Linked DNA regions of Mus musculus: regions 1, 2, 3 and 4 are each linked to region 5. Evidence: chromatin loops called from intact Hi-C (ENCODE). Cell type or tissue: left cerebral cortex. All regions are shown on one strand.

Region 1 (5,000 bases), 330 kb before region 5:
GCAAAAAGCTCAACTCCTTCCTGCTGGAGAGCATGCCAACCCCACACCTGAACGGAATTATCATTTCAAATCAAGTCTTTATTTATTTAGGAATTGTTTTTGTTTTTCTTTTTCTTTCATTTTTTTCCTTAATCCTCCTGTATGATTTCAGGGCAAGGGGTAGCATGGAAATCTAGAGTGGCATCTATGCTGATCTCCATCAGCTCTGGGGTAAAGAGGTGATTAGAAGTCATTTCCAAATAAAAGGAGTTTGCATCTTCCAAGGGACGTTCAATATGGAAGTTGTTCATGTCCACCATGAAGGCACAGCTCTGCCTGGAAAGCACCTGCTGCACTAGTATGGAGACCCATGTCTGATCGGCAGAACCCACAGAAAAACCCAAGCACTATTAGTGTGTGCTTTTAACCCCTACACTGTGGGGCTAGAGATGAGTTTATCCCTGGACTTCACTGGCAGGCCTAGTTGGAGAGGCCTATTCCCAATGAGTTACTCATCTCCAAAACATGGCAGGGGTTGGTGAGATTATTTACAAGCAAAGGGACTTGCCATCAAGTCTGATAAGCTGAGTCCATCAAGATGAAAGAAGAGAACCAGTTCCCTCTGTTGTCCTTTGACCCATGCATGTGCACCATGGCATTACACAAGCATGCACAGGTGACATACAAATGTTTTAAAATTGATAAAATTTAAAATTTTTTACAAAACCACCACCATGGAAAATGGCTCCTAAGGAACAGCATCTAAGATTGACCTCTGACATCTATGACCTCTGACAAACATACCCCCCATACATATAAACATGTTCACATAGATGTGACCGCACACCATTACATGCTCCGAGAATATTCATGGATGTATAAAAATTACAGAGAAATTTCCACTTTGCTTGGGGAGATGATTCCATGGGCAAGAATGCTGAATAATGTCAGGGGCCTGAGTTTGAATTCCAAGCACCACGTGAGAAGCCAGGTGACACATGCCTGTCACCAGAGCATTGGAGAGGGGACACAGGAGGACTGCTAGGGATCTCTAGTGACCATCCTAGCTCCAGGTTTTTGAGAGATCTTATTTCAAGAGAATAAGGCTAAGGGTGATAGGCCTGGGAACCTGACATATGGATGTGTGCATTCACACACATAGGCACACACACACACACACACACACACACACACACACACAGACAGACAGACAGACAGACACAGATACATACACAAGCATTTGTACATATTCCACACATACAAAACAATGATAAAAATTAACACTTTTCTCTACAAAAGATGTTTTCAGTCCATATTTCAAAATATATGCAATGCTTTTAAAGTATGCTGTTTTCTAATATGCTATAGGAATTTTGATATATATAGACTAAATCTACATATGTATGTTTATATCTGCATATACATATGTGCATAAATATAAAGATTGCAATTTATTTCTGTTAATATATGTCTCTTGAAGCTATATTTCTATTTCTTATCAAATTTTCTCCTGAGTCATTAATAAATTTACATATGGAACATTCCATCCTTTCCTCCCTCTATCTGTCCATCATCCATACATCCTCTATTTGCACACCCATCCACTTGCCCTTTCATTATTCTACACACCATTCTCATCCACTCATCCCATTCTCTGTTCATCTCTATACTCACTCATATATCCATTACTCAGCATCTTGTGCCAAAATTATATGGTAGTTAGTCCTGGCACAAGAGTCAAACAAATTACCTGATCATAAAAAGAACTGGACTTTGAAGTCAAGCTTCAAATCTGATCACCAACCCTTCCCAAGCACTAGCTGTCGGTAACCTGGAAATCTCCCCTCAAAACTCAGTCTTCCCTTATGAAAAATGGGTGTTCCAAGGACACTTGCTTCGAAGAGCCTCTAGAGGATTCAACTCCACCAGGGTGAACTTGGAGGTAGTACCATGGTGCTCAATGAAAATCAGCCAACCATGTCAGTTACAAGGGTGACAACTTTGGAGTCTGTCTACTGAGCAAGTAGTGAATGAGTTACAACAAAGCCCGCTTTGCTCTTTAGTCAGCAGAAGAATCTGAAGCTTGACTCTGATAACTGATAGCTTCTTGGAGAAGTTCTCCAGTAATTCCAGAGAAATCCTTTTCCTTGTGTAGGCCACTATCATTACCACAGACAGCATATTGGTTGACATCCATCTGTTGTAATTTGAATAGGACATACCTCACACCAGCTCGTGTGTCAGTACCACCTCCTAGGACCCATATGTGCCATTGTGGAACCTTTAGGAAGCAGAGATTCATTGATGAGAGAAGTTCACGGTCGCAGGGCCTTGCGTCTTTATACCCTGGTCTCACTTTCCAGTTCACTCTCTGCTACCTGACTGCAGATACAAAATGACTGACCAACCTTCTCGATCCAGCTGCCCTATCTTCATGTCCACGATGGATGGTATCCCTATAAACTGTGAGCTAAATTAAACTCTCTCTCATTCAAGTTGCTTTTGTGGGAGTATTTTATTGCAGTAACAGAAAAGTGGAGGCACCATCATTATTTCTGACAGCAGGCTTATATTAAGGTAGGGAAATGTATTAGAAATCTATGTCACTGAACACAATTAAAATGGCGCTTTTGAAAGTTCAATTTCTGGGACTAGAGACAGCTCAGTAGTGAAGGGGCACTAGTTGTCCCTCCAGTAGACTGAATTAGGCTCCCAGCACCCACATTGGGAGATTCACAGCCACTTGCAGCTCCAGTTCTAGAAAGGTAGATTGATGCTGTCTTCTGGCCTCTAGGGGCAACGTATGCACAAGGAATCCATCCATCCAGTCACACATACTTGCATATACAAGTGAGAATATCTTTAAATGACACTCCAGCTTTCTTTATCTATGCACATGCACACGTGTTATATATTTTTTATATCTGAGATATATATATATATATATGTGTATATATATACACATATTTGTATATAATTTTCATTGTAGCACTACACACCTATAACAGCTACAGAATATAACTGGATAGTCCTGCTGTGTATTTAATTTCATTTACTTTGCCTTTGAGCAACCCATCCTGGCCCCATTTTAAACCATTTCCTGAACCAACACACAGAATAGGTATCCCACAAAAGCCATTCAATGAACTGTATTAGAAAAGGACATTTGACGATAATGGATCCAACATGAGCCTTTTGACAGCTCCAAAATAGGATTTGCTCTTTGCTTTCTTTGTTCAATTGTGAGTTCACTGGGCCTGAAACTCACAAAACAATAATGGTTTCCACTTGCAGCCCAGTTCCTACGCTGCCTCAGGAGCTGGGTGGGAGCAGACTCAATGGTCCATGTCACCGGCCTTAGCCTGGGCAGATTCGAGCTGGGCAGGCATGGCCCTTTCTCTTTACCTATGTTTTTAAAAATCTGTGATTTCCCCCCTGTTTAAAAAGTAGAATTCATGACTGTAAGTTGTGATTAAATACTTCAAAGCCTTTTTCACATCAGTGGACGGAGCAATTATATTTATGGACAAAGGCCTGAGCAATGGAGGAGTCTGGGTGTGAAGGCTAGGGGGATGCCTGGCCTGGAACTGGGATTTCTCAGATCTATGGTTCGCATTATGAGAGTGTATTTAATATGCAAGGTATTGAATGTATAGCCTCACACATGCCCTTGGGAAGACATTATGGAAAATGTGTCTTCCATGCATTGAAGAGTCATTTTCATTCATCAGGTGAGGTCCACTGAGGCACCACTCTCGTTTTCTGCACACTTTGAGTATCTGTGTTTAATTGCAACCTCATAAGATATCTCTTCTTCATTTTTCTTCTAAAGCAGAATAAAATGTGTCAAATTGGCACTTCTATTTAAAAATCAACTCAAATTGTTTTTCTTTTCATAGCATTTTTCTACATGCTAAAAATTCAACAGAGGAAAAAGATAGGCATGGTCCCTCAAATGGCTTGAAGGAAAGAAGATAAACAAACTGGTATGAGCGAAAACGAGCCAGGAATCAGCAGCTCCACAGCCACCCAACCTTGGACCACCTAGGCCCACCAAGACACCAGTGAGACAGGTTTCTTTATGGACTATGGAGAGCTGGGTCCAGGTGAATAATTCCTGCTATCCCAATCCCAGTTAATAACGTAACATATTGCTTCTAATGTAATATCTTATGTTGTGTACATGATTGTGCATACGGGTGCTGGCACATATGTGTCACAGTGTGCCCTTAGCGGTCAGGTGACAACCTTGAATTCGGTCCTTGCCTGCTACCCTGAGACAACTTCTCTTCTTCTCTGTTTTGTGAGTCAGGCTGGCTGAATATCTTCCCAGCACTCTCTTCTCTCCACATCTTGTCTTAGGATGGTAGATTACCAACATGCATTACCACCTCTAGTTTTGGGAGGTTAGACCTCAGGTATTCACACCTTCACAGCAAGCACCCCACCCATTGAATCATTAGCCTGCTATGGTAATTTTTACCCAGTGACTCTCAACGCCTTAGGACGCGGCTACTGGTGATGTAATTGAGTAGCAGAGGACCTTAAACCCTCCCAACCCGAGCCTATGATTATTCATTAACTCTTGTATGTATTTAAATCTTCTTTGTTTTAAAGATTTGTTTTATTTTTAATTTGTGTGTTAGAGAGAGAAAGGGTGGGGGGTTCCTATGGGGGCCAGAAGAGGGCATCAGATCATTTGGAGCTGGAATTACAGGTAAGATACTCTATGTAGGTGCTGGGAATTGTGTCCTCTGCAAGAGCAGTGTGTACTTTTAACTGTTAAGCCACCTCTCCTACCTGAATTTTGTTTTGTTTTCTTCGGTTTTTGTTTGTGATGTAGTTCATGCAGCCCACACCAGCTACTAGTAAAGAATGACCTTGAACTCCTGATCTTTCTGCCTTCTACCCCTCGGGTGCTGGGATTACTAGTATGCACCATCACACCAGCTGTGAGTGCTTAACTGAAAAATAAAGATGTAGATAGCAGGATGCATGCTCTGTCAAATATGCTCAAGCCA
Region 2 (5,000 bases), 400 kb before region 5:
TTTGATAATAACTAACAGTGCCAGGCTTTGTTACATAGGGAGAATTCCAATAGAGAGCTCTGAACAGAGTAATCCCATCTGGGGGCACATGCTTCTGAGGAACACAGCCTTGCCCTTGCTGTGTCCCCTTGGCCAGATGACTTATCTCCATGGCCTACCCCACTTCTTTATATTATCATGGTCCTCCCTCAACTATACCTCACTTACTATAATTTAAGGCACCTGTGGCCAGTGATAATTACAAAATATTAATATTCATCCTGTGAATAAAAAGTACTACTACTATGAATAATAATAATAATAATAATAATAATAATAATAATAATAATAACTGAAATTTGGTTTTCAACACCCACACTGAGTGGGTACACCATTAGTAAGTTCAGCTCCAACAATTCACACCCTCTCTAGATTCTTAAAGTACCTGCACACCTATGGCATACACTCATATACATACATACACATACATGCGTTTGCACTGAGATATGAACACACAATTAAAATAAGTACATATGTTTGTGGGGAAAAAACAGAGTAAGTATTTTGCCTCAGTATTGGCCAAGGCTAGGATACTGGTCATGATTTTAGGAATGCAATGGAGGTATTGGGGCTTACCTATCCTGCATAGAACCAGAGTACTGGTCATAGAAAATACCCATAGTTCCATTGTCCCCTAATTTCTTTCCCATGCCTTATGAGCATGGGATAAAACAATATGAAGGCAGAGACAGTAATGTGTCTTTGTTCTTTCCAAGAAAACTTGGTGTAAGCACACCCCCACACACACACACAAACACACACACACACACACACACACACACACACACACACACACACACACACACACACACACAAACCTTCCCAACTTATGTGAGATAATTCTTTTTAATATTGCCTCCCGCCAACATCTGGAAAGTTCTTTTTAAATTTGTCTCTTTTGCACTGATAAAGTACTCTCTTCTATGAGTGGAATTCAGCTATTGCCTCTTTCCACAAAAAGTAGAATAAACCCCCCACCAGTTGTTATTTCCTCCTGGGTTCCATCCTAATAGAATGCAGAGAGGTCTCTAAGCATGGTAAGCTGACTTCAATCCCCACTACATGGTGGAAGGAAAGAGCTGGCTTCTATAAGTTGTCCTCTGGCCTCCACATACGTCTAATGGCACATAAATGTTCACACACGTATCCATGTAAACATACATATGTTCATGCATAAATATCATTAAAAATAATATTCTAGATTATCCATAACACAGCATCAAGAACTACCTCATTCCAACACCCTCAAGTGTCTAAGACCCTATGGGAATGTACTACTGAAAGAACATTTGAATCTAAAGAAAACAGAAATACTGCATGCCAAAGACCACACACATGCTTCATGAATGAAGCACGTAATTGCTTGTAGACACCCAGTTGTAATTATGTTTATCAAAGCTATGATATGACATGTAGAAAGTGACTCACAGACAGAAACTTAGGCTGTGCCTTTCTCAAAAGTTGATCTTAAACACTATGTTGAGACCTGGCCTATCACCTTAGGAAGAAACACAGCCTTCCCACTCTAAGTATCAAAGTGTCCATATGCTGGCATTCCTGGGTGTCAGCTCTTCAAAGAAGATTCTGACAGAAAAATATCACTTTAACCAACCACTGCAACCCATCCTGTCCAGCAGATGGACACCTGCATAACACCTCACGTCACCCACACTTCTAGTACTGAATCTCAAGGTAAGACAGCAGTGTAAGAGCACATCAGATGAGCAAGCTCTGGGGCGATGGTAACAGCTGGCATGAGCCCTGGGCATGATCACGAGAAGTGGAGTCTCAGCCTTCTGCAAGGACTAATGGAAGCTGCACTACACAGATGGGGAAACAGAGGCTTGGATAAGAGACATGCCTATGATCCTACAGATAACATGAACCAGGAAGCCATGGGAAATAGAAGGTCACATCTATTCTAGGCTATAGCCCAAGTGTCCACCAGCTTGAGTATACCTGCCAAAGAAGCAGAATTTTCTCAAGGAGAGAAGTGTTGCAGAGTCAAAAAAATCATGCTGTTAACAGACAAGGAAGGTGTCTTTTAGAACTAAGCCTAGCAGAGCAATCTGGTGCATTCGCCAGATGAAGAAGGAAGTATATGCTACAGTGTCCCCAAATGCACCCATTACATCCATGCCAAAAAAAAAAAAAGGCAAGAAGAAAAGATGGTTGCTGGTGTGTCTCTGAGATGCCAGTGGGTGTCACTGCCTCCTCACAGAGCTCTGAGGGCACCTGCAGCAGGCTGCGCTGCCTCAGACACCCTACTTGCTCAGCACAGAGCCCTAAACCTGAAGTCTTCTGCACCAAGTGACCCTTTCTAAGACTTCTCATCCTGGTGTCTCAAAGATCAGATGACAGAGATGTTCTCTCAGACATCCCCCTCAGCAGTGTGTCTCTAGAAAGCTGAGATGGATCAGAGGTAGAGGAATGGCAGGGATCTGGACTATTGGTGACTGAGAGAAATGCCAATGCTTTTCCCAGTGACCACAATGAGTAGAAGACAAGCCAGGGTAGCAGAATATCCTTAAAGGAACTCCTCAAAATTGACAAAAAGACATGCTTGGATACAGAAGAGAGCCCTCCCTGGCTCCCACTCTCCCAAAGTAGGGAGTAAATTCTCCCAGTTCCATGCACAGATAGGTGATGGAAGACATCTGAGGTCGCAGGACTCTCCAGAGTTTGGAGAATTGCTGGGGTAGAGGGGGGAACCATGGGTAGAAGTTCTCTAAGGGACCAAAAGGGGTATGGGCATAGCATTGGCTAGGGAGATCTTCAAGGTCTGAGCTCTGGGCAAAGGGGCTTAACCAGACACCTAAAATGCTTGCCCGTCTGTCAGGCATGATTATAGGGCTTGCCTATTCTGCCATTAGATTGGAGTTCAAGGTCACCCATGGAAATTATTTACAGTGCAGAAGAAGGTCAGAGAATACAAAAGGCATAAATCAGACTGAATGAACATCCACAGAGGCTAAAGTGGGATGCCATGAATGACCACAGACAAGCTTAGGGAAGCTAGGTTTCAGTTTGTAGTCATGTGTGCAGGTTTGATCTCATGGAACACCAAAAGCCACTTTGTGTGTGTGAAGATGCCACAGCAAAATGCATTCTTTTCTTTTTGTAGGCTCACTTTTGAAAAATAGGCAAAGTAAAGAAAAGAAAACTTCCAACCACTGCCATTTTAAAAATAGCACATACCCATTAAAGAAGAGGTGTAAAATTCATAATTAGATCTTGGATGACTGGTAGAGCTCTACTGGCTTTTTCAGTGTCTCCTACAGTGCTGGAAGCAGATTAATTAATGCATCATGAAAGTAAGCAAGTATTCACATACATGATACATACCCATTTTATACACAAAAATAATCTAAACACCACATATATACAAAGTACATTTCTATGCAAATTATACAGTCCTCATACACACATGCAAACATACACATACACACAAGTAATATCTTCTGTACTCTTTTTTTATTTTTTAAGCAAGAACTGAGTTGCCTAGACTGGCCTTGAACTTAATCTGTAGCTCAGGCTAGGCCTTCAACTGCTGTCCTCCTGCTTCAGACACTGAAGGGGCTGCAGTCACAGGCATGGGCCACTATCACTGGCAGCACAAATGCATCGTGGAAGGTGACTGCCACATCATTTTAAGATGTCAGATGGACCTTGGAGCTAAAGCAATGACAGTGGTGAAAGATGTTTGAAGCTCTACCTGAGGACCTGAGTTCAGCGCCTGTGTCAGCTTGTGCATAGCTACTCGTAGCTCCAGCTGTAGAAGATCCAGTGCCCTTGCCTGGCCTGTTTGGGTACCACACACATATGCCCAGGCATGCATACAGACATATCTACACACATAAACATATTAAATGGGCATTTAAATATAAGATAGAACTTCCCACATTAACAAGTATCCCAGGAAGCTTTCCAAGTATGAAGGGCACACTCTGTGTTGTTTCCTTCATATTTAATAGAGCTTTTTGTTCTTGTACATAGAATGACTGCTGGAAACAGTATGCAAGGCTGCCACTGAGCTGCCCATCTATGCAAATCCTAATGATGTGGAGTGGTCATGGTGATTGTGGTAGAATGAATAGAACACTGTGGACAGTGAGAAGTGAGAAGAGACAAGCTGCCATCAGTGTGGCCACCTACCATGCTCCATACACAATTTTTGTCATAAAGTCATTACAGGAAGAATAATTGTATGCCCTCAGTGGTTCTAGTGCTCTGGCAATCCATCTGGCCCTCTTCTTTTTGTGTAACAACTATTTTCTGACCATTCACTTTTCCCTATTCAGTTGATATAAGGAAGTTTACCAGTAAGAGACTCAGGGGAACTCTCCATATTGAGTAGGTTAAGGATGAGGGTTCCCAGAGAAGAATAACTACCCAAGCTTTGTCATATCCCCTTTCCAAATCCCTGTGTTCTAGTAAGATTTCTATTGCTAGAAACACAATCTCCAATCAAAAGCAAGTAGGGGATGGAAGGGCCTACTTGCCTCACACTTCCAGGATGCAGTACACTGGGGAAGTCCAGGTAGGGACCATGGAGGAACAGTCTGTGGGCTCATACCCTGGCCTATTCTTAGCTAAATCCCTTATACATCCCAGGACTACCTTACCAGAAAATGAATGGTGCTACTCAGACCAACATCAATTAATAATCAAGACAGCACCTCCGGACATGCTCACAGGACAATCTTATTTGGGCAGTCCCTCAACTGAAACTCCCTTCTCAGGTGTCTTTGGGGTGTGACAATTAAAACTTAGTCAGAAACCACTCCAGCAATTTGTTCATTCCTTCTCTTACAATCTGAAGGGAAAGACTCAATAAAAGGAAGGAACACATTTACAGCATTGCTCAGTATAGAAACCCATGTGAGTACTGATCCTGCTAGATCAAGGTCACCTCATTGAGGTTCTTGGAAACCATGGCTCTCAGAGTTGTCCCCACTCTC
Region 3 (5,000 bases), 280 kb before region 5:
ACACTGTGCACCATGACAAGAGGGAATTAAATCCTCCAACTCAGCTCACCGAAAGGAAGCAGCTGTTCATAGAAAAATAAAACCAGCCAGGCCTGAGCTGCTATAAGCAGAAAACAAACATTTTTGCAGCATCTTTGGCAACTCCTTGTCAGATGCCTGCCTTCCAGAGAAATCCACATCCCAGAATGTTCTACTCCAAAACAAGACCACTGCAATTCCCGTAGAATCCACTCACTCACTTGTCACGCTTTCTGTCTTTAAAGCAGCCAGATACCCCATAGAAAGCAAGGAGGGTAGATTCAGACAATGGGTGTAATTTCTCTCCGAAGGGGAATGTGGTGGGATGATGTAATTCTGGAGCTTTCGTGCAGTGGAAGCATCTAGTGTATCAGACTTTCTTTTAAAGATTAAGTATGTATGTTTATGTGTGTGTGTGCACACCTGTATGGTGTACATGCTGGCATGTGTGTGCAGGTGTGTGTGTGTTTGTGAGTGTGTGTCTGGAGAGAATCAGGCTGCCATTGTCTTCCTTCTCATTTGCTTTCTCTCTTAGTGCAGGTATTGTATCTCTCACTTGAACTCAGAGCTCACAGAATTGGATAGCCTGGCTAAACACCTGCTCTGGGGAGCTCATCTTTTCTTCTTGTGTTCCGTGATTACAGGAGAGCCACCACACCTGCCCGGCAGTTGGGAGGCTGCTGTGAATTCAAACTATGGACTACATGATTGTACAGCATAGCCACCAACTCAGTCCCCAACAGTTTTTTTTTCAGAAGCAGTATTTGATCTCTCCTTGCACCGACTGTTCCCTTTCCTTCTGCATTGTTTGTAAAGAGTTCCAAAGGCTCTCCACCTTCCCGATTCAAACCCATGTAATCTATAAACAGCAACAGTTTAGAAAAGGCAAGACTGTCTCTCTGTGCCCCAACCACGCTCCCTATTTTCTTTGTCAATGTAGCTTCATATAAAATCATCTACATATCTGCTGAAATTAGGTTATGAAAATGTATTTTCCCTCCTTTTTCTCATTAAATCGTGATCAAATTTAAAATGCCTACAAATGGCTGCTTTTTCTCTCAACTCAAAAATGAAATACGTTCTATAGAATGAGGTTGGAAATAGAGACTACAAATGTGTTTCTCATTTGGGAAACACTTAATAGGGTGTAATGGTGGAGAGCAGAAAGAATCTTCAGAATTTACACAAGATAAGCATGTGTTCTGCATGTCTTTCGTTGTATAGTGACGGCCTGCAAGACAGCTCTGAGTCCGTGCCACCCCCTCTCTGCCACTATAGATGCTGGAGTCCAAGTTAGGTTTGAAGAACATCAGCAACAAACCTGCATGTGGTTTTGCGTGTTGGAGGGTGGAGATGGGGAGCCAGTTCAGTAAGTAGAGTGCTTGCCTTATAAGACCTGAGTTCCTGAGTCTGATACCCAGAATCCACATACAAAAGCTAGTTGTTGTGATAGAGACTTGTAATTTTAGTTCTGCAGTGTGGAGACAAGCAGATGCCTTGGGCTCATTGAACAACCAGCCTAGACTTCCTGGGAAGCTCCAGGCCAAAGAGAAACCCTATCTCATAAAATAAAATAAAATAAAATAAAATAAAATCTACAGAGTGAGTTCCAGGACAGCCAGGGATATACAGAGAAACCCTGCCTCGAAAAAAAAAATGAAATCTAAATAAACAATTTGAAAAAGACAGGCGGCCATCTGGGGATGGATACCTGAGGTTAACTTCTGGCCTCTCTGGCATCTACAGGTTGGAAACAATTAAGAAAGTTACTTAATGTCAAAAACTGGCCTCCAGAGGCCCACATGGGCAATCCCTTTTGCATAGACAAGTTTGTGTGTGTGCATGTGTGTGCTGAAACAGAGAGGGACAGACAGAGAGAGTTCCAGAACAACATAATGTTAAAACTACTGTTAAAAGTTATCAGTAATGAAGAAGGGGTCAGGAGGGGGCAGAGGAAGACAAGGGGAATGTCAGTTCTTCTGAGAACTTTCCTGTTATTTTTGACACTGACAAGCAGTCAGCCCATGACCGGTAGCAGCCCTGTGCTGCACCCGCCTAAGCAAGTCTCCACACCCAGGTTGATGCTGACGGGATGGCTGCCTTTCCCCTGCCTTAAATGAAAAAGAATGGATGTTCCTCCTTTACCGTCGTCTTTCGGCATGATGAATACAAGGTTTAATTTACTGAGTGCTAAAAATAAAAGCCTTCCCATAACTCTTCAGCGGCATTGAGGGGAGCAGAGAGGCTGATTTCAAAATCTGGATTATGAATTCTCTCTTTTTTTAAACACTCATTATCAGCAAACTTAGTATAAATAAATATGTGACTTCTTCATGCACACAGAGATATACAATATGCATGCCTATTCGTATAGCTGTATACAGAATTAGCACAGGGTCTAAAATGAGCACTTGGGCACTAAGAAACAAGCATGGCCAACCACCCTGGCAGCAAGAGCTAACCCGTTAAAATGATTGAACGTCATTGCTAGCTTTCAGAATGTTCTGTCAGTCCGTTCAACGCCCACCAAATCTTCATGACATATCGTCCATAGAGCTCCCATTTCTACACAGTCCAATTAACTTGAAACAGGTATCTAATTGTTTGTCTTGAGGGATCTTTTAGGCCATTATTACTAAATTATCCAGGAGATAGCAAACTGACATTTCTAAATCCACTTCCCTCACGGCCATGGGCTCCAAACGAGGCCTTCCTGGCAGACCATGCAACCATACTGTACTAGAAATCTGTTAGACAATCTGTCACATAAACATAGACGGAGAAACGTAACGTAGCATGATGCTTGAAGGAAAGGGAGTCCAACCGACCATGAACTTTTAATGAATGGGTTTTAACAGTCTGCAATCTGGTACACCAGGCGGTTTTCAAAGTTTTCCTCTTGGAGAAAAGAGTGTGGCTTGCGTTTTCTGTTTTCCTGGACTTGATTTAATTAAAATGACAAGGCGCAGAGATATGTTGTTAGGGGTGGGGGATCACACAAGACTGGGCGGTGGCCCATCTGAGAGAAAAATACCTTCCTTAGAGGAGTCCACGTGTTAGAGGAGCTCTGGCCCTCCTGCTTGGCCATGGTTGGGGAAATACAATTACGCTTCTTTCTGGAATGTTCTGTGACTGCAAGCCTACTGCATCTGTCTCTTTGGTTTACTTTTGCCCCTGAGTGCATTTCAGGATCGGAGAATATAGAATGATTTAGAATGGTACCTGTGAAGACTATACCTGGATGCCCATACAAAAGACGGTATCAGAAATCCATTCTACTCCCTAGTAGATACAACTGACCACAATAGTAAGCCAAGATTGGATGTTTTCACCCACTTTCCAGACAAGGAAACTGAGGCCTCACAAGCTTAAGCAGTTAGCCACCAGTCTCACCCAGCTTTGTTCCTTCTGTATAGAGTAGAGAAGACAGAGGCTTGTAGTTCTTTTAAACAGTATCACAAAACTTTGTCCTCTCAGCATCATTTGAGGTATCTCTTGTATAAGAATTATTTTTTAATTTGTAGTGTATCCTTTTTTCAAACAAATGATACAATGTTTGAAGCCAAATTGCAAAAATATATTCTTAAATATCTCTCTGTCTCTCTGTCTCTGTCTCTGTCTGTCTCTCTCTCTCTCTCTCTCTGTGTGTGTGTGTGTGTGTGTGTGTGTGTGTGTGTGTGTGCATCTGTTATTAGCATGTATCTGTGGGTGCCAGCAGAGGCTATAAGAAGGTCTTGGATCCTCTGACACTGGAGCTGATCTTGAGCTGCCCCATGTGAGTGCTGGAAATCACACTTGGCCTGCTGCCAGAGTGCTGTGCACTCCTAATATCTGATATATCTCTCCAGCACCAAATTGGGAATATTTAAACTCTTGACAAACAGTGTAGAAACTACTCACAATTTTTTGAAACACTAACTCTTGTCTAAGATTCTCTCTTTGATAAGGATGCTGACTAAACACTGTGTTGACTGAGTGCAAAATGATGTTGGAGTCCTGTTAGTGCCATAGGCCTCCCTGGTCTCTACATTTCATTGCTAATTTTTTTTGTTGTCTCTGTTTTAATTTGTTTGTTTTGGTGCTGGGGATGGAGACTACGACTGAGCCACATCCCCAGTCCTCGCTTCTTTACTTCTCCAGTTTCAGGGTCCTTTGAGCATCATAATGATGAAGCCACGGTCACACACTTGGTGTAGAAACCACAGCTTCACACAGGTATGGCATCCCCAGATTGGAAGTTTTCAGCTGACAGCTTCTCCTCTGACACCCTGCAAATTCCTAAGAGAGAACCCTATCTAGAAAGCATTTATCCCTGCCTTTCAGGGCCTCATTCTTATATACTTGAGATGTGCCTCCCGGCTTCTGTCACCCCAACCTAGGAGGTCATTGAGCATTCTCTTCCTTCTCTATGCTCCATGAGTGAGCTCACACGTGGCCTAGAGGATCCTGCCAGAGCAGAAGTGAGGCTGTTGTGCTGAGGCACAAGCATGGCTCTTAACTTTTAACATCCTACTTGCACTAACCACCTTTCTTCCAGTCTGTACATTGCAGAGTCTACCTCATTGTTCTTTATTGTTGTTGCTTCTGCCTGGAACAGTGATTGTGAGAGCCCCTCTCTGCCACCCCTGTCCCATGACTGCAATGGGCCAGGCGCTGGGTGGGAGGGGTATAGAGAGAGCAGGTGGAAAAAAGACAGCTGCTGTTAGGGCGTTGACCACTCACTGAAGGGAGTTGACCTAGGCAAGGAACATGAACCTGGTTTTACTTACTCTTACTGAGCATCCTTTGCTAGGTGCATGTAATGTGCTTCAATCCCATCATTCCCAGCTCCTCTAATAGTCCCCTTGTCTCACACATCATTTCTCCACTCAGCTTCATAATCTCTCTTTTGTCCCTTGTTGCTAAACCTGCTTGTTTCACTTAGTGCTCCCTGCAGGCACACAGGATATCAGAGCATCTGTGGGAACATGGTTAGCCTTTTA
Region 4 (5,000 bases), 320 kb before region 5:
GCTAAACATTTGTTAGGCGACGTATAGCAGAAGCAACCTGAAAGGCTGCTCAGAGAAAGGAAGTAAATAAGGGCAGAGAAATGCAAAGAACGAAATGGATGCACAAGTGAGGGCAGAGAGAAAGGAAGCCGAGGAGGGGGAGTCCCTCCTGTCTTCCAGGCCTGGACTGGAGCAATTTCTTCTTCCAAATCTTTGGCTTATTCCAGGTGAGGTCACAGGGATGGAGTGAGTGAAGGAGAACAGCAGAATCGGCTTCTTACAGGAACTTGCAAGCGCTGGGATCTCTCCACCGCCCGCTCGGTGGTGAGCAGCTGTGGCCGATATAGATGACCGACCTGAACACAACCCTCTACAAACTTAAACACTGCCTATCCCCAACATAACTCACTACCCTCCACGGATACTCTCACCCTTGGAGCCTGTGTGGGTTAAAACTATGGGAATTTCAGAAAGGCTTGGAAGCCTATGAGGCAGACCATTTGCTATGTAGCTATATAGGATAACCACACAATAATTTGTCTTACTTCCTCAAAACACACTACACTCATACCTGAAAGGCTAAAATGTAAACCCTGAGTAAATTCTGAGCTATCGCCTGATGCCGGAAGTCAACCTCTTCTGATGATATAATCATTTTACTAATGGGGTGCTGCCACAAAACTTTGGGTTCAGAATCCCTATCAAATCCCCCGAAAGTGGAAGACAGGAAAACACAGCTCTCTTGTCAAAAGAAATATTCAGAACCCTCAGTTTCGCCTATCATCTGGAAGTAATGGCTGGAGGGATGGGCTAGATAGACTCTTCACAGGTACTGTTTCTGTTCTAAGAAGCGACGTGTACAACACTGTGTGTACATGTTCCCTCATTGGCTCTCCCAGGAAAGACTGCTCTTCCGTGAGATAGCACAGCTCTGGGCTTATTTTTCCTTTTTTCAATAGAAAGCATGCGTTCAATATTGTTCGTGGAATGCCTCTTTCACTGGCATCTAGAAATCGGGAATGGTCTAAGAGCAGGATGCCAGCATGATGGGCAGGGTCGACCTGTCTCTGGCGACATGCAATGCTTCTGCACATGCACGCACAGGCGCGTGCCAACTTTCCAAACGCGCGGCCCATCTGCCCATTCACAACCCCCGCCCCATCTTCTTTGCAAAATCCAGCCCTAGCCTGCGGGTCTTGTAACACCAGTCCTTAATAAACGCTTATTCATCTCTGGGAATAAAGTTCAACAGAGCCAATGGCTATTTCCAGGGAAGTTCCCCGCGAACTTCCACTTGGTAAAAGTGAATCCATCCACCCTCTGGTCCCCCAGCCCGTCTAAGCTCCCTGGGTATTGAGGGACCCTCGGGGACCCTCGGGGAGCCCAGGGCGAATCCCAGATTGTATCCCACAGGACTCCGGAGCTGAACTTACCTACCCTGTGTAATTCACTCGCTGCAAACACATTTGCGTCCTGCCATTGCCTCTCAAGACTCCCTGAGCTCCATCCACCGCCAGGTCCGGATTCTGATCCGCGGCCCCAGAGGTGCACACGCCCGCCCGCCACCTTCTCTGAGCTAACGTTGGACAGCGGCTGGCGGCGGCTCGCCTGCCACAGGCAGCCCCGAATGTCAATTCGCACACTCCTCCCCCTGCCGCCCGCCCCCGTCCCTGCGCGCCCTCCTCCCAAGCATCCGTCCAGCGGGCTTCGGGATGCTCGGATGCTGGTGCCAGAGTTGCCTCCCCTCCCTCCCATCCAGTCTCTTGCTCCCCCTCCCACAGTGTCTCCGTGCCTCCCTCGCTCGCCTTACCTGAAGGGCATCTCCCACGACTGCAATTAGCTGCCAGGATTTCATCGCCCGCTGCAAAAGCGCCTCCTGCTCCCTCTCTTGCTACATCGCATTGGGAGAAACGCAAGGCGGGAGAAGTGCCGGGGCAGCAGCAGCAGCAGAGAATGGTACCCACGTGCTAGCAATGCCAATGATTCTAGCTCTCTCTGCTGGGCTGGCCGCGCCTTCGCCTGCCTGGGCTGTTTTGCTCCAGCCACCAGCAGGTGTTCAAGGCCTTGAACAAGCGAGAGGGCCAGAGATCCAGCAGGCACAAGAGCGAGCGCGCGGTGCAGGGAGGTAATCAAAGCTCCAGGAACACACAAAGACAAGCCTACTGCCATGCGGCGCTGACAGCGACATGACGGACAGATGAACTGGACGCCTGGTTTTTATTTTAATTTTTACCAAGTCTAGCAACTGAGGGAAGAACTGCAAGCCACCCCCTTTGCCAAGCACTTGGAAAGTGAGCAAACTGATGGCATAATCTCACCACCACCCCCCCCCCAGCACGTGTCTCTTCCCTTGTTCTTTCAAGCATTAAATATGTACCACATGACAGAATAGGGCACCTTGCACAGTCCCCAGAGTCCTCACTTGACAACCAATTTTAACTCAGGAGCAATGAGATGTCCAAGGCAGGATATCAGCGCTGGCAATTACTTACGCTACTCCCTGCATTATTCAAAATGTCCATAGCCAGTATTTATGATTTCCAATCTGCGACTTCATGGAGGAATTCCGGGAGGCTGGGAGACCCCCCTCCCTACCTCTTCATATCCCCCACGAGGTAGCTGTACTCCATTTAGGGGGTTGACTCCTTGGCATCTCAAATCTCCCAGCTCTTGTGCTAAATGAGAAAGCGCTGAACTTTGCTCTTGCTTTGAAGGGCTAGATACTTTTGGTGGAAGTTCAAAGATTGGCTTTGAAATGGATTAGCATCCAAGCAAATGTCCTTTTCCCTTCCCCAAAGCCCTCACAGATCCCTACCCCTGTCTCCGTGTCTGTGTCTCCATCTCTGTCACTGTCTATCTCTGTCTCTGTCTCTGTGTGTCTCTCTCTCTTTCTCTTTCTCTCTCTCTCTCTCTCTCTCTCTCTCTCTCTCTCTCTCTCTCTCCCTCCCTCCCTCCCTCTCTCTCTCTCTCTCTCTTTCTCTCTCTCTCTCTCTCTCTCTCTCTCTCTCTCTCGTGTGTGTGTGTGTGTGTGTGTGTGTGTGTGTGTGTGTGAGAGAGAGAGAGAGAGAGAGAGAGAGAGAATCAGGTATCAGTTACGTGTTAATGGCACATGGTCTAACTGCCACAACCAAACAAAGATCCTGTGTAGGGTCTAAACCTTCATTCATGGAAGCAGGGCTTTTGAATGTAAAGCAATTAATGTTCTTATTTTCTCTCTTTCTAATAGTGGGAACTGCAGTATACATTCATGAGAATGCCCTTGCTTTTTCAAGTGTATATGAGTTGGATGTAATCATTCTACGCATACAATTTACCTGTAAAAATGAGTGAGTGAGTGTGTGTGTGTGTGTGTACACATATATATTCTGTCCTACCTTTGGTGAAGAGTAAAGTTTTTACTGCCTTGCCATACTATCTTATTTAAAACTGGAAGACCCAACACACAGAAAATGGCAGTTTTCTATACTGGTAAGCAAATTTAAAACTTGATAAATCTCTCTAGTATTTATTTTCACATTTATTGCAGCTCCGCACCAAGGCCATTTTCGAGGGTTTTTCCAGAATGTGCCAAGGTCTTACATAACCATCACCCGTCTCTCTCACCTCAGGAAGTCAATGATTTTCTCCTTCCATTTGAAGTGTGTTTTGATACCGCTTTAAGATAATGCTTTCAGTTCGTTTGTGGAGTTAATCATGTTAATCTTAGTTTAATATGTCTTTCCTGGGAACAGTGACATTTAAAGGAGGGGGGAAAAAAGAAGAAATCGAGTGAAAATGGATACCCAAGGATAACCTGGGACACAGTGGATTCCACTCCCCAGTTCCTTTCACATGCTTTTCTGTTTCCTAGGCTGGCCTGGAACTCGTGCTATGGCTGAGGATGACACTGAATTTGTGGTCCTTAAGCCCACAGCTAATCATTGCTAGGATTATGAGCATGCTAGGCCTGTGTGGTTCTGAGACTCCAAATCTGCTTCATACACTAGGCAAGCACCTTACCACCTAACTGTGGCCCATCTGCAGACCCAAAGTTAACTTCCTAACCTGTATCAGACCCTGGATGCCTGTCTCAACAGAATTAGGGGGGGGAAGGAGAGGTGTTTAGACTGCAGCTTGCTGGTGCCCTGTGCAATTACTGAGATCCATGGCTATAAAGCATTATCATCACAGCACAAACTTCATTCTCCTTGGGATCATTTGGTTCACAAATCAGTTCACAAAAGCAAGGTTATTCGAAGTGAAACGTGGAACGGGTGGCCGGTGGGGAGACAGTGAGTCCTAATTACAGCCTCATTGTCCCTGTGTTCTCGGGCACATATGGCCATTTAATCACTGCGTGTGACAACCTTGGCAGATGTTGCCAGACCTGGTTATTGATATAAATTGCTATACTCATGTGGATATGGTACAGCTAAGAGTTAAAACTCTGTCCGAATTCATCCACAGGGAAATAGGGTCTCCTCAAGCATCTGGAGCTACAGGACAAGATGATGCCGGGACCGGGCTGGTTTTTCCCTCCTGGCCTGCAAGGGAACATGTCTCCCTGCAAGAATGAGAGAAGAGCCACCCCAATGCACCCACAGGCACAGGATCACCATTGGGAAAGCATGCACACCCAGCAAGCAGCAAACAGAATCACTCTTAACATGTGTCCTAAAAACATACCCAAAAGGCATATTCTTCAGTGTAATTTTCTAACGTTCATAACACTCCTCGTAGATACCCATTGAATTTTTTTAAAAAAAATTAGCATATCCTAACCTGGAATACTATACAGCAATAAAAACACTGCACAAATACATCATTTCTTCATACGTTGCTATGTAGAGGACTAAAAGGACTGAAGAATGCTGCCCTGCCTTGTTTTAAGTTAACTTGACACAAGTTAGAGTTATCTGAAAGGAAGGAACTCCAGGTAAAAAACAGTGCCCCCATAATGTAGGAAATGTTCTTAATTAATGATTGCTAGGGGAGAGCATAGCCCACCGTGGGTGACGCCATCCCTGGGCTGGTGGTCCTGT
Region 5 (5,000 bases):
GCTAGAGATTAGCTCCCTGCAGATGATCCATGTCCAAGGCTAGAGAGGAGTGATTCTGGGTTCAGGTCACAGCATGTATATGCAGTCTGTTGTGGGACCATGAAAGGCAGCCTGTTTTCTGGTCAAGCTAAGTTCAAATCCCGGAGACCCAGCAGATTAATCTGCAAGGGACGGAAGGCCTGTTGGCCATGCTCCCAGACTTCTTACATGAGGACCCAGCTCCATAATTCTGTGACCATAAGTCATGTAGGCTATAGCCAGGTATGCTCCTCCCTCCAGTTACCCTGCAACAGCAAGGTAGCCCAACCCACTATAAAAGGGGCTGCCTCTGTCTCTTTGTCTCTCTGTCTCTTTCTGACTCTCTGTCTCTCTCTCTGTGTCTCTCTGTCTCTCTCTGTCTCTCTCTGTCTCTCTGTGTCTCTCTGTGTCTCTGTCTCTCTCTGTCTCTCTCTCTCTCTCTCTGTCTCTCTCTCTCTCTCTGCTTTTTACAATAAAGGTCTAAAACCATGGACTGCTTCATTTCATCTAGACTCGCCATACTGGAGCCTTCCCCTAAAGAGCTAAGTCTAATCTCCTGCAGGAAGGCCTCCCAGCATTTCCAGCCACCAGACTGGACCAAAGACTCTCACCAGTGCGGGAACCACCCAGCACCATTCCCCCTGCCTCTTCTCCCTTCAGGTTCCTGGGCTGACTGAGCTGCTCCCGGGTCCCCCATTTTGTTCTAAGCTCTTCTGCAATGTCTGGGATGTCTGAGACCCAGAAACCCCAGAATCGACTCTCCTGCAGTATCCAGCAGTCTGTGGTGAGAGTCGGAGAGTTGGAGCCTTCCCTAGAGTCAGGGCCAAGACTGCTCCTTCCACAACCCCCCCCCCCACACACACACACCCAGCGGGGTCGAGCAGCCTAATACAGCCTGATGCCTGTCCTATGGCAGTTCCGTCAGGTCCCATGGCAGACTCTCATGTCCACCCGTCCAGTCTTTCTGAGCTCTGTCGGGACATGGGACATCTCTCCCCCCACTCCCCTTTATTTCCCCATGGTCCAACACCCAACAGTCCATAACCAATATCCATTCATCAGAGGGCTAAGCCTGCTTCAGAGGAAAAGCCTGAAGCACGGGCACAGCAAATATGTAAAGGGGAACTGCAGACAGTAGCCTCTCAGAAAGGGGAGGGAATCAAGCCACCAAAATACCTATTTTCAAGAAAATTCTTACATGGTACACAACTAGCAGGATCAGCTTTGAATAGGTGATAGAACATACAACTCCTGTATCCCTGTATGGCAATTGCTCTAAGGGTCCCTCGGGAGACCTAAATTCCTAGACTTCCTATGGACTCTCACCTTCTGCGTTAAGATGTGCTTCTTCTATCATCAACAGCATCCACACATCTGCCAAGCTGGTGTCCAGCCAGCTGTAGGGCGATACACTCATATTGCTTCCATCCTCCTCAGTGCAGGCATTCTCTAGGAAACTCTTCATTTAGTGTTTTGTTCTTTCTATGGGAGGACCATTAACTCTATGCACAGAGGGCTACTGAGGACAGGAATGCAGATGTGTACCTATTTCTCCTTTTCTCATAAGGTAAAACTGAGCGGCTGCTGCTAAGGAGATCAGTTAAGGTTAGTTTGGGGGCTTACATAAGAAAGCACCGGTGTAGCAAGGGTTGGGGCTACATAAGAAGCAAGATCTGATAACCTTATATCACTCTGGCCTAGTGATTCGGTGACAGGACCCCAAACAAGGGAAGTTGAAATAAGTGTCATATACTGATGTTAAATACTTGTTGGGGAGGCTGAGGTATCACTCAGAGGTCCAGCTCCCACTTAGCATGAGCCTGGCTCAGGGAAAGATCCTTAACCTTGCTGATAATAAAAGGCCTCTCCTTCAGCAAGCCATCAGTGAGGAGAATTCTAAATATCTCTGGAAAACAGCAAACAAAGCGGAGTCCAGATACAGGCAGCAGATGCTAACAAGACTGAGTGACCTTCGTCATTAAAGACAAGGTCACAGCCAGGCTGCTCTGCAGACTTTAATGACCCTCAACAAACAATCATGGCAGTTTCCTTTCTATTTGTAAATGGTGATCATCATCTTTAGAGGGTAAAAACTAAGATCTGTTTTCATGTCTTGATACCAGTGTGAATTTAAGGTTATAAAATGTTAAAATCACAAAGTATCCAAAATGCTAAATGGCTCCATCTTCAGGATAAATGCATAAAGACTTTTATTTGTAAAGACATTTCTCCTCCTCCTCCTCTTCCTCCTCCTCCTCCTCCTTCTATTTTTATTTTTGTTCTGATTCTTACCTAAATTCAGGATCTATTTCAAGTCCTGCCTGAATTAGATAGATGTGGCTGTGGTCATGAATTTCCACGTAGCCCCAGCCACCAGATTTGAAGAATAGATGACACCTGTGAACAGTGTCCACAACGGTGAGTCTGGGCTTCTGGAGATACTTTCAGGTGGGTATCCTCATGAGGCAAAGTCTCATGACAGGCAACAGCAGCCCAGGATGGAAAGGAAGCTCCTATCCAAAGACATCTATCCACTCCCTTCACACACACATCACACCCTCTCCTTCTAGCATCCTTATATTTTACTGAGGTAACAGTCACAGGCACGAGTCTCAGCTTCTACTTTGTATAGAAAGAGAAACAAAATCTGCAATGGCTCTCCACCATTATGTTTTGTAATACAGTCCTTGAATCGATATGGAAATTACTATGCATGTCTCTTCAGGTGGTGTTTAAAGAAGAATAAAAAGAAAACCACGGGGACTGTGGAGATGGCTCAGTTGTAAAAGTACATGCTCTTGGGACCCTAATGCTAAAAAAACAGAGCCAGGTAGGTCCGAGGGCTCATGAACAACCAGTCTAGGTGAATTGCTAAACTCCAGGTACACAGAGAGATCCTGTCTCGAAAAAGAATATGATGGAAAGTAATTGAGAACAACACTTGACATTAACTTCTGCTCTCCCTACACACTAGAGCACATGTGTCTACTACACACATAAACACATGCACATGTGCACACACATAGGCACACATATGCACCCACATACAGACACATACATGAACACAAATAAAAACCATCCCCTTGATTCCAAATTCACAAACTAATAGACAGACTGATATGAAAAATACCAACAAAAGATAATCTGAGATGTAGGTAACGAGCAGAGGAGGGCTGTAGATTTGAGTGAGAGCAACTGGATGAGATTGATGACCAAATACAGGGAGAAAGCGTTATTCTGGTTTTAAAAATTACACAACTTGGGTCTGGGGCTGTAGGTGAGCTGCTAGAGTGCTTTATTGGTAAACACAAAAGTCCTGGAATCATCCCAGCTTTGCTCAGACTGATTATAGGCCTGTAGACTGGGCACTTGTAAGGAAGAAGCAGGAGGATCAAAAATTCAAGGAGATCTTTAGCCACGCATCTAATTCAAGTGCAGCCGGTACCGTATGAGACACTAACTCATAAGAAAAGGAAAGGAAAAAGAGAAAAAGGAGGAGAAGAAAAAAGATGCAGCAGGAGGAGCAGGAGAAAGAAGAGGAGCAGAAGGAAGAAGAGGAGGAGGGGCAGGAGGAAGAGAAGAAGGAGCAGGAGCAGGAGGAGGAAAAGGAGGGACAAGGAGGAAGAGGAGCTAGAGGAGGCGCAAGAGGAGGAGCAGGAGGAAGAGGCAGAGCAGGAGAAGGAACGAGAGGGAAGGGAGCTGGAGGAGGAAGAGGAGGAGGAAGAGGAGGAGGAGAAGGAGGAGGAGAAGGAGGAGAAGGAAGAGGAGAAGAAGGAGGAGGAAGAGGAGGAGAAGGAGGAGAGGGAGAAGGAGGAGGAGGAGCAGGAGGAGGAGGGATAGGAAAAACATGAGGAAGAGGAGACACAATACAATCATTTCTTAGGAAAACAAGAAAGGCTGAAATTCCATTATCTACTTTCTCTATCTACTTTTTCTATCAAGAAAGAAAATCTGCACTAGGTAAAATCTTTAAATAATCTGGAATTCTCCAAAATGTCCAGATCATTCCAGACATTGTATCATTTTCAACTACTGAGATAAGCAGGTGGGAACAAAGAGAAGCTGGTGCCTCCACACACACTGGAAAATTACCACCATTTCTTCAACATTAGCCAAATAAAACCATATGCACCGATCACTAGGGACACCGCAGCAGAGAAAATGCCCATGTTTCTTATTCCCATGCCAGTGACTGCCAGTGAGATTGCTGCTGGGAACAGCTTCACACGTAAGCAGGGGCTACCAAGGTGTGAACAGGAGTCAGCTTACAGGACTCTATGCCTTGTTCATTAAGAAAATTAAATACATGTTTATCTGGTTCCAACTCATCATCCATGTAATATCTAGGACAAATTGCAAACAGAAAAAATGATCTAAGAATTGTCACGAGCAAACATTAACAATGCTGCTGGTGCTGCTGACACTGTCACCATGACTGACAGACACTCGCTGTGCATACGCCATGGCTAGATGGCTGGCTTCTGCTCTAAGTACCCGGCACTGCTGAATTTCTCACAAGATTCTCTGAGGTTAGAGACCATGATTACTCTTGCAGGATTCACAAACAGGAGAACAGCTGGAAATCTGAGCAGGATTTTGTGTGCAAGGAAATATGTGAGAGCATGTGCATGTATGTGGAGACCCAGGGTTAGTCTCAGACTGCATTCATCAGCTTGTTTGCTGAAATAGGTTTTCTCTTGCTTGGCGCTCACTAGGCTATGCTACATTATCTACCCAGGGATCCTACTGCCTCTACCTAGCCAGATAGAGAATTACAAACAAGGGCCACCACATTCAACTCTCGGGGTGTGTGGAGCACTCAGGTACACATACGTGATCACACAGCTAGCCAGAGCCAGACTTTAATTTAGAAGCTGACCCTTCACCTTGAAATTACTATTTCTCCACTGCAGCTTTTCATCTGGCTTACCAGGGAATCTTTAGAAAAAAATCCACTAAACACTAGGACCCATCTCCTACCC

What was found. Hi-C counts contacts between places; a loop is a spot of excess contacts. Peaks named below come from ENCODE experiments on the same cell type or tissue, not always from the same donor. Only the 100,000 strongest peaks of a DNase experiment are listed, where the experiment ranks them.
Region 1: a loop joins it to region 5, with 2.2 times the contacts of the local background. A loop is called at or near these places in 4 of 42 quality-filtered maps.
Region 2: a loop joins it to region 5, with 3 times the contacts of the local background. A loop is called at or near these places in 4 of 42 quality-filtered maps.
Region 3: a loop joins it to region 5, with 2.4 times the contacts of the local background. A loop is called at or near these places in 2 of 42 quality-filtered maps.
Region 4: it touches region 5 in a loop (2.4-fold over the local background); 4 of 42 quality-filtered maps call a loop at or near these places.

The regions. Positions count from the first base shown.
Region 1 is chr16:6,354,900-6,359,899 of GRCm38, reverse strand. It overlaps a transcript of Rbfox1 not described here. Among named protein-coding and RNA genes, the nearest start is that of Gm36824, 250 kb to the right of the region's middle. In left cerebral cortex, a CTCF peak has its summit at 2,775; no DNase peak of the experiment used is centred here.
Region 2 is chr16:6,428,432-6,433,431 of GRCm38, reverse strand. It overlaps a transcript of Rbfox1 not described here. Among named protein-coding and RNA genes, the nearest start is that of Gm36824, 320 kb to the right of the region's middle. In left cerebral cortex, a CTCF peak has its summit at 2,242; DNase peaks (open chromatin) are centred at 2,190 and 3,091; H3K27ac peaks cover 795 bases.
Region 3 is chr16:6,308,943-6,313,942 of GRCm38, reverse strand. It overlaps a transcript of Rbfox1 not described here. Among named protein-coding and RNA genes, the nearest start is that of Gm36824, 200 kb to the right of the region's middle. In left cerebral cortex, no CTCF peak of the experiment used is centred here; DNase peaks (open chromatin) are centred at 80, 1,337 and 2,099; H3K27ac peaks cover 918 bases.
Region 4 is chr16:6,345,644-6,350,643 of GRCm38, reverse strand. It overlaps a transcript of Rbfox1 not described here. Among named protein-coding and RNA genes, the nearest start is that of Gm36824, 240 kb to the right of the region's middle. In left cerebral cortex, a CTCF peak has its summit at 2,000; DNase peaks (open chromatin) are centred at 400, 1,035, 1,620 and 1,838; H3K4me3 peaks cover 2,314 bases; H3K27ac peaks cover 2,275 bases.
Region 5 is chr16:6,028,674-6,033,673 of GRCm38, reverse strand. It overlaps a transcript of Rbfox1 not described here. Among named protein-coding and RNA genes, the nearest start is that of Gm52235, 49 kb to the left of the region's middle. In left cerebral cortex, a CTCF peak has its summit at 2,200 (motif pointing left); a DNase peak (open chromatin) is centred at 2,509; H3K27ac peaks cover 924 bases.